Linked DNA regions of Homo sapiens: region 1 is linked to region 2. Evidence: read pairs that join two places in POLR2A ChIA-PET (ENCODE). Cell type or tissue: PC-9. All regions are shown on one strand. Links, peaks and the distances in the headings refer to the core of each region. The heading gives the core; the rest is flanking DNA.

Evidence for each region. ChIA-PET counts read pairs that join two places held together with the same protein. Peaks named below come from ENCODE experiments on the same cell type or tissue, not always from the same donor. Only the 100,000 strongest peaks of a DNase experiment are listed, where the experiment ranks them.
Region 1: POLR2A ChIA-PET joins it to region 2 with 6 read pairs; 2 of 35 experiments call an interaction of 5 or more read pairs at or near these places.

What each region holds. Positions count from the first base shown.
Region 1 is chr4:26,753,119-26,757,522 of GRCh38, forward strand. TBC1D19 (TBC1 domain family member 19) reads left to right here. Exons shown (of 21, transcript NM_018317.4): 20 at 702-772; 21 at 1,755-3,105. The coding sequence ends at 1,829. Among named protein-coding and RNA genes, the nearest start is that of STIM2-AS1, 110 kb to the right of the region's middle. In PC-9, for the core only: no CTCF peak of the experiment used is centred there; no DNase peak of the experiment used is centred there.
Region 2 is chr4:26,588,502-26,592,905 of GRCh38, forward strand. The region is part of intron 1 of TBC1D19 (TBC1 domain family member 19); the gene reads left to right. Among named protein-coding and RNA genes, the nearest start is that of TBC1D19, 6.6 kb to the left of the region's middle. In PC-9, for the core only: no CTCF peak of the experiment used is centred there; a DNase peak (open chromatin) is centred at 2,330.

The DNA of each region.
Region 1 (4,404 bases), core at 254-4,253, 160 kb after region 2:
GACACTCTAAGAAAGTCAGTGCTGTGTATAAAAATATAACAAAAAATTATAAAAATATTTTTTAAGAAAAGGCTTTAAAGCCATGTTTCTATCAGGACACCTCCTTGTTACATATGAAACATAATCTGTTTAAAAATTCAGCCTCTGTATAACGTTTCAGAAGTCTGTCTACTATATTAGTAAGAAATACCTGCACCAAAATAAACCTTAATCAGTAAGACAGTCATTAGGCCAGGCGTAGTGGCTCACCCATGTAATCCCAGCACTTTGGGAGGGTGAGGCAGGACAATCACTTGAGCACAGGAATTCAAGACCAGCCTAGGCAACATAGTAAGACACCATCTCTACCAAAAAACAAAAACAAAAACAAAAAAAACTCATTAGATCTTCATGCCATTTTAAAGTGGTTTAAGTTGTAGGTCTGAAAGAAATAACTTATAAAATGGCTTTTTTTTAAGAACACTGAATTTTCCTTTTTCTCAAAACTGTGGTATTCAGTTTGTCTGGCCATCAGGCACTGTCCTCTAGAGCAGACAATTTCCATTCATCACAAGACCTTAATTCAGAATGCGGGGGTGTGGTCCGTTGTGTAAAGCACTAGTTCTGAGTTTCCGTGCAGTGGATTTTGGGCATAGCATAGCAGTAACCGTGCCGGGCTGATGAGTAGGCCAGCAGTTGAAGTAGTGTGCATTCTTTTCCAGTGCTGGCAGCTGCCGTGTTTGCTTTCCGAGCAGTGAACCTGATGGAGGTGACATCACTGGCTGCAGCTGAAGTAAGGATAAGTTTCACTCAGATGGGATGGAAATAGTTTCTGAGAGATTGCCAGGCTGTCATTTTAGTGTCTGTTGCATAGGACACGCGTTACTTGTAGCCAGGTTTTTTAACTCGGGTAAAACCTGTTAAGTTCTGAGCTAATAATACTTAAGGATTCAAATTTCTTTAATTACTTGAGAAAAGTCTTCTTATGAAGGAGTAATAAACAAGATTATTATAGGAAACCATTATAACCATATGGGAAACCAGATACCTGGTAATTTTAATGGAAACAATTGGGGTTTATGTTGCATTTTTTTATCGTTCATGTCCATGCATTATTTTCACAGAAGAAAAACCACTTGAGAGAATTAAAGAGCATGTATTTGGATGATATAGTGAAGATACATGGGCTTTTTTGGTTATTTTAAATTGTGAGTTAATTATTTAAAGCTGATTTCTTTTCAGTGGTATAATTTATACCTGAAATATGGTTCAATTAAATAGTGTTTACTGTATTATTCTATTTGTTATCTTTCACAGAAATATAAATTTTTCCTTAAAATAGCTGCCTGCATTTTTGTTTAAAGGGAAGAGGATGTTTATGCATCTTGTAACTGAATAAACATTAGTTCCATCTCAAAATGATTTCCTGCAGTCAGTTACTACTTACACTAGAATAACAGGACTAGGATTCATAATGTATGCTTATTTATAGAAGCAAGTTGAAATGTTAAACCTGTTATAAACTCATGCTACCTTGTATATTTGAAGAAGACTGAGGCTAACATCCAGGTTATTTTCTACAGCACATTTCAGCATTTTGCACATGTACTAACATTAAGATATTCTGAAAAGAGAAGGAAAGTTGTAGCTTTAGTATTAAGATTTAGGACAAATCCAAAGAAGGAGCTTAGTGTCAAAATTACATTGTAATTATGTTTACCTTATTTCATAGACTTCGCTTTGCTATTAATAATTCTTTTTATTTTTTGTTTCAGGCAGTTCTTGCTGACCTTTCTACTTTAAAAGTTATGCCTCTTCTTCAGATTTTTCTGTTTGCTACTGTCACCTGATCTTCTTCACAGTCACTGGCAACACATCTAGTTTTTCATTAGAAACAAATCATGAACTATGCAAACTCTGCATAAAACCAAAATGAAACTTTGCATATAAGCCAATAAAGATCATGTTCCCTCTTCAGTTAAACCTAAGTAGTTTCTCACTTTTTGAAACAATAACTCTGCACCAAATATTGCATCGCATGCTGCTGATTTTCAAGAGAGAAGCAATAAACACAACTTCTGCTAAATTGAGCATTATATATATAATATTATAATATATATATAATCCTGACTTGTCAATGGCATGTAATAATATATGCAATAAGAACTAAAGATACTGTAATAAACTTCAAGAGGTAATGTAGCTTCTTGGATAATTCTTTTATGTCAGTTTATAAATTTATCTCTAGATAATGTATTGTTTTGTCTCATAAATTGCTCCTCACTAAGAGCCAGGGGTGGGGTAGGGTGTGAGAACACTTGAAAAAGATAATGTTTTTAAGTAGGAATTCAAAAGTTGCTTAAATGGTGTTTTAAGCAACTTTTTACACCCCAGGGATTTTCTACATTTCTCTCCATTTTATTTCTCTCTTTAAACATCTCTACTGGGGAAGGTCGAATACAATTGTCTCCATTTGACAATATTTTATGCTTGACTCTCTGAAAGTCAGAAAATTATAGGTGATCCCTTTTCACTTCTCAACCTTCCTTCTCTTGCTTAGAAGACTTGACATTGCCGATGCTTGTTGCCAGCTTCTGTTACTTTGTAACTATACAAGGAAGACACCCAAGAGAATGAGGAGTCAAAACCCCATTCACTTTTGCTGAAGCTTGGTTTAACAAGATTTACTTCTAGGGCAGAGCAGCTGAGAGAGATTAAAAGTAGGTAGTAGGCATTCATTCTAAACTGCAGACATTATGCAAGGCATCAGCCTTATTTTGGGCTTTATTATAAGTGAAGGGTCTTATTTTGTATTACTTCCTAAAGACCTACCATTTCTGTAATATGGAATAATAGTATGTGGGGTAAAAAGTCCAAAAACTATTGTCCTTTGATTTTAGTTTCAAATTTAAGATGCTGATCACTTCACTAAAACTGTAAATCAGTAGATTGATACGCTTATTGATTGCCTAGAATTTTATTCAGTTTTACCCAAATGTATTTTATGAGTCTTTTATTTTGGCAGTATGTATTAGGAAAAATGCTTGTTGATTTACTAAGAGCTGAATAATAATTTATTCCATGATTGATTCTTAATAAACCCCATTTTATTGCTTTTGAAGGTGATGCAGTTATAATCCTATGCTTTGTCATTCTTTGTTTGCAAATGCACATTAATTGACAGGACAAGCACACACCCATGACTATTATCTACTCTGAGAAAATGGCTAAATATTAGGAAGAGAGTGAGTTTTAAATGATCTCGTTCACATGCATACAGATATGCCCATCTTTGGCTTTTTTCTTTAGGAGAATATGCATTAGCTTTTTTAAAAGAGGCAACGTAATAGTCTAGTACACTAGATTGGAGAATTCTGGTCCTCAGATGGGGGAATTTTGGTCCTCCTGTAAATCCCTAGATAATGTAAGCTTTCTTATCTGTAACTGGGGTTGAGGGACTGGCAACAAATGGTAGGAACTTATTGTATCTTCTCCATTTACCTTGCAGGTAGGTAAGGACCTGTAGGACCAAATGAGAAAATACTATATTTGAAAGTAATTTTTTAAACTGCAAAGCACCAAGCAAATGAAGGATATTGTTGGTACTTAGTTTGTATGTGACATTTTAAGGTCAAGTGGTAGAAGATGATATATGAAGAATGCACAACTTCATTAGCATTTCTATCATTTAACCTGATAGTTTAAGACTATGTCTGTAAAGATGAATGGACCATGCCATAGCAGATCCTTTCATTTGAAACAGGTGGCTCTAGGCAGTAGATCTGAATCTGAATCCCAAAGCCAGACCTGGTTGACAACCACCCACTTTGCTGCTTCCGCAGACCCCTCTCTGCCAAGCTGTGCTCTTGGCTGCTTGTTAAAACACTGCACTGAGGGTCATCGGGCTGCCTTACCCATGCTATTTTTTTTTTTTTTGACGCAGTCTGGCTCTGTCACCCAGGCTGGAGTGCAGTGATGCGATCTCAGCTCACTGCAACCTCCACCTCCTGGGTTCAAGTGATTCTCCTGCCTCAGCCTCCCAAATAGCTGGGACTACAGGCATGCGCCATAACACCTGGCTAAGTTTTTGTATTTTTAGTAGAGACAGGTTTTCACTACGTTGGCCAACCAGGTCTCAAACTCCTGACCTCAAGTGATCCACCCGCCTCAGCCTTCCAAAGTGCTGGGATTACAGGCGTGAGTGACCACACCGGACCTGTCCGCTCCATCTTTAACCACGCCTCCTTAGGCTCCTTCATTTGGCTTTCTTCCTCTTGCATCCTCCTGTGCCATCTCCTTCCAACCCCTGACACCCCCTTCACATCTGCTCTGCCAGTGATTACAAAGATTGGAGTAAACAGTGATACATTGGCATTGATGTAGCCTAATAGGCAAATTGTATTTGGTTCTTCAGGGTGTCATTTC
Region 2 (4,404 bases), core at 151-4,150:
AATTTAAATTTTTGATTTGAGACCTTTATTCTCTTCTAATTAAATGCTCTAAATTTCTTTCTATGTACTGGTTTATCTGTGTCTATAAATTAGGATATAGTCTATTGCCATTTTCACCCAATTAAAATTTAAAAAAATTCTCTTGTGATTTTATGGGTTCTAATAACCCATGGGTTATTTATAAATGTGTTGTTTACCACTATCTTTCTCTGATTGATTTCTAGTTTAATTCTCTTATGGTCAAGAATAAAATATGTATGATTTTAGCTGTTTACTTACTTTTATGATCCAGAATATGTTTTATCTTGTTTGTTTCATATGTACTTGAAAAGCATGCTTATTCTGCTGTTTCTGTTCCATAATTGTCAATTAGGTCTAGTAGGCAATTTTGTTTCAGTATTCTATATCCTTACTGAGTGTAGGGGCTTCAGTCAATATAGACAAGGATCAAGCTGGGTTTGGGTTTTGTTATTGTTGTCATTACCTTCAGTATATCACAGGCTTCAGATTCCTTTGAAACTAGAGGTAGTTAGGAGGCTGAGGTGGGCAAATCACTTAAGGCCAGGAGTTTGAGACCAGCCTCGCCAACATGGTGAAACCCTGTCTCTACTAAAAATACAAAAATTAGCCAGGTGTGGTGGTGCATTCCTGTAATCCCAACTACTCGGGAAGCTGAGGCAGGAGAATTGCTTGAACCCGGGAGGTGGAGGTTGCAGCGAGCCAAGATCGTGCCACTGCCCTTCAACCTAGGGGACAGAGCGAGACTCCATCTCAAAAACACAAACAACAACAACAACAACAACAAAACCCAGTAGTAGACTGCTGTTACTTTGTGCTTGGCATAGATCTTAGGGTACTACAGAGTTTTTCTCATTGTTTCTACTACATCCTTGACTTTCTTCTGTCTCCTTGCCTGTTCCTCAGGGGGAGATCTCTCTTTGTGCTCTTGTCCCCAGCAGAAGTCTGTTGTTTGTTATTCAGTCCTGGGCTCACAGTAGGTGCAGGAGTCATCTGTTTTTCTGACTCAGTCCATGTGCTTTATCCTTGGATGTGGAGCTTTCCCAGCTTTGGCATGTTCCATCCCCTTATCCCTTTGGCAGCCCAGTTCTGCCTTGTGTCTGTGGTATTGAGTGAAAGACCCATACCTGCCCTGCCCTAGTGCTAATTTACCTCTGCTTTGTATTGTTGTAGGATCCTGGGCCCAAGAGAGTTTTCTTATTTTCCTATGAGGTTGAGGGTTTTTGTATCTATCCCACCCCCAAAAGCAGTGAATTACTGCCTTGTCTTCAGAATGGGAGGGTTTCTGAACCTTCCCCAGTGTTTTTAGTCCTTTGCTTCAGATGAGAGGAGAGTTTGGCCAAGGTAGCAGTTTTATGCTTGTCCTGCAGTGGCAGCCTATCTCGTTTTGCACACCTGTGCCACCAGAGTGCTCTTTGTAGATTTCTGCTCTCAGTCTTTTGTATGGGCACCTGGCATAGACCTATGGAAAAGACTATGCAAATGTGTGTGAATTCCCCTTGCATTTTGGGTTCCAAAATTATTCCAAACCGACACACTAGCCTACATCTTGTCTATGATAGTTAACATTTTAGTTCATTTCTTACTGTCTTGTATGGTAGCTTCCTTTTCCTCCTGTGCTCTGCCAAAGGTGAAGTAGTTTAGAATCTCATTTGTCCTTGAAGGAGCTTGTTACTACTTGGAATTTAATTCACTTGGTTGTCTTATAGCTTCAGTTTACTGATGGGTTCAGAATGTATGATTTTTGAATATTGTACTGTTTTTCTTATTTGGCTGGGGGTGACATTCTTTTATAGTGGCTTTCTACAGTGGAGCTAACAGAACTCCAAGAATTAGGGTATAAATATTGCTATAATGTCGTGAGAATGATTGGTATGTAATTTTCCTTCCTTGTAACCATCTTTGTCACGTTTTATATCAAGGTTATGCTGGCCTCATAAAATGAGTAGGGAAGTGCTGCCTCCCTTTTAAAATTTTATTTGCCATAAGAGTGTTATGAGATTTGTTATTTTTTAAATGTTTGGAAGAATTCTTCAATGAAGCCTGTGTCTGCAGTTTTCTATTTGAGAATATTTTTAAATTAATAGACTTTAGATTTACAGAAAAATTGATCAGAAAGTAGTTTCCATTTATCCCTCTCCTTTGCACAATTTTCATCTATTATTAACATCTTGCATTAGTGTGGTACATTTGTTTCAGTTGAACTAATATTGATACGTTATTATTAACTAAAGTTCATGGTTTACATTAAGGTTCACTCTTTGTCTTGCAGGTCTGTTTTTTTTTTTTTTTTTTTTTTTTTTTTTTTGTGAGTCAGTGTCTTGCTATGTTTGTCTCGCTAGGCTGGTCTCAAGCTCCTGGGCTCAAGGGATCCTCCTGACTCAGTCTCCTAAGTAGCTGGAATTCCAGGTGTTCACCCATGTACATGGCTACTGTGGGTTTTGACAAATACATGGTGTCCTGTATTTATGTATTCACAATTCCAGTATCATACAGAATAGTTTCAGTATTCTAAAAATCCCCTGTGGCTTACCTGCTCATTCCTCCCTTCCCCCTGAGACTCCGGCAACCACTTTTTACTGTCTCTATAGTTTTGCTTTTAAGAATGTCATATAGTTGGAATTATGTGGTATGTAGTTATTTTACTGGTGTCTTTCACTTAGCAATATTCATTTAATGTTCCTCTCTGTCTTTTTGTGGCTTGATAGCTGATTTTTTTTTCTGTTTAGTAATATTTTATTGTATAGATGTACCACAGTTTGTTTATGCATTCACCTGTTGATAGACATCTTGGTTGCATACAAATTTTAGCACTTATGAATAAAACTGCTATAGGGAGCTGAGATCGCACCACTGTGGAACAGGAATTAAAAAAAATTAAAGAATGTGTAAGCAGAAACTCAGTTATATGTAAGAAACCCAATTCCCCTTGAGAAAGAGAAAGAGCTGGAGTCCTTTAAAAATTAACTGCCTGAACTGAAGGAAACAGAGACACAAAAAAACCCTTCAAAAAATCAATGAATCCAGGAACTGGTTTTTTGAAAAGAACAACAAAATTGATAGACCACTAGCAAGGCTAATAAAGAAGAAAAGAGAGAAGAATCAAATAGACACAATAAAAAATGATAAAGGGGATATCACCACTGATCCCACAGAAATACAAACTACCATCAGAGAATACTATAAACACATCTACGCAAATAAACTAGAAAATCTGGAAGAAATGGATAAATTCCTCGACACATACACTCTCCCAAGACTAAACCAAGAAGAAGTTGAATCTCTGAATAGGCCAATAACAGGCTCTGAAATTGAGGCAATAATAAATAGCTTACCAACCAAAAATAGTCCAGGACCAGACGGATTCACAGCCAGATTCTACCAGAGGTACAAGGAGGAGCTGGTACCATTCCTTCTGAAACTATTCCAATCAATAGAAAAAGAGGGAATCCTCCCTAACTCATTTTATGAGGCCAGCATCATCCTGATACCAAAGCCTGGCAGAGACACAACAAAAAAAGAGAATTTTAGACCAATATCCCTGATGAACATCAATGCAAAAATCCTCAATAAAATACTGGCAAACCGAATCCAGCAGCACATCAAAAAGCTTATCCACCATGATAAGTGGGCTTCATCCCTGGGATGCAAGGCTGGTTCAACATATGCAAATCAATAATTGTAATCCAGCATATAAACAGAATCAATGACAAAAACCACATGATTATCTTAATAGATGCAGAAAAGGCCTTTGACAAAATTCAACAGCCCTTCATGCTAAAAACTCTCAATAAATTAGGTATTGATGGGACATATCTCAAAAATAATAAGAGCTGTTTACGACAAACCCACAGCCAATATCATACTGAATGGGCAAAAACTGGAAGCATTCCCTTTGAAAACTGGCACAAGACAGGATGCCCTCTCTCACCACTCCTATTCAACATAGTGTTGGAAGTTCTGGCCAGGGCAATCAGGCAGGTTAAAGAAATAAAGGGTATTCAATTAGGAAAAGAGGAAATCAAATTGTCCCTGTTTGCAGATGACATGATTGTATATCTAGAAAACCCCATCGTCTCAGCCCAAAATCTCCTTAAGCTGATAAGCAACTTCAGCAAAGTCTCAGGATACAAAATCAATGTACAAAAATCACAAGCATTCTTATACACCAATAACAGACAAACAGAGAGCCAAATCATGAGTGAACTCCCATTCACAATTGCTTCAAAGAGAATAAAATACCTAGGAATCCAACTTACAAGGGATGTGAAGGACCTCTTCAAGGAGAACTACAAACCACTGCTCAATGAAATAAAAGAGGATACAAACAGATGGAAGAACATTCCATGCTCATGGGTGGGAAGAATCAATATCATGAAAATGGCC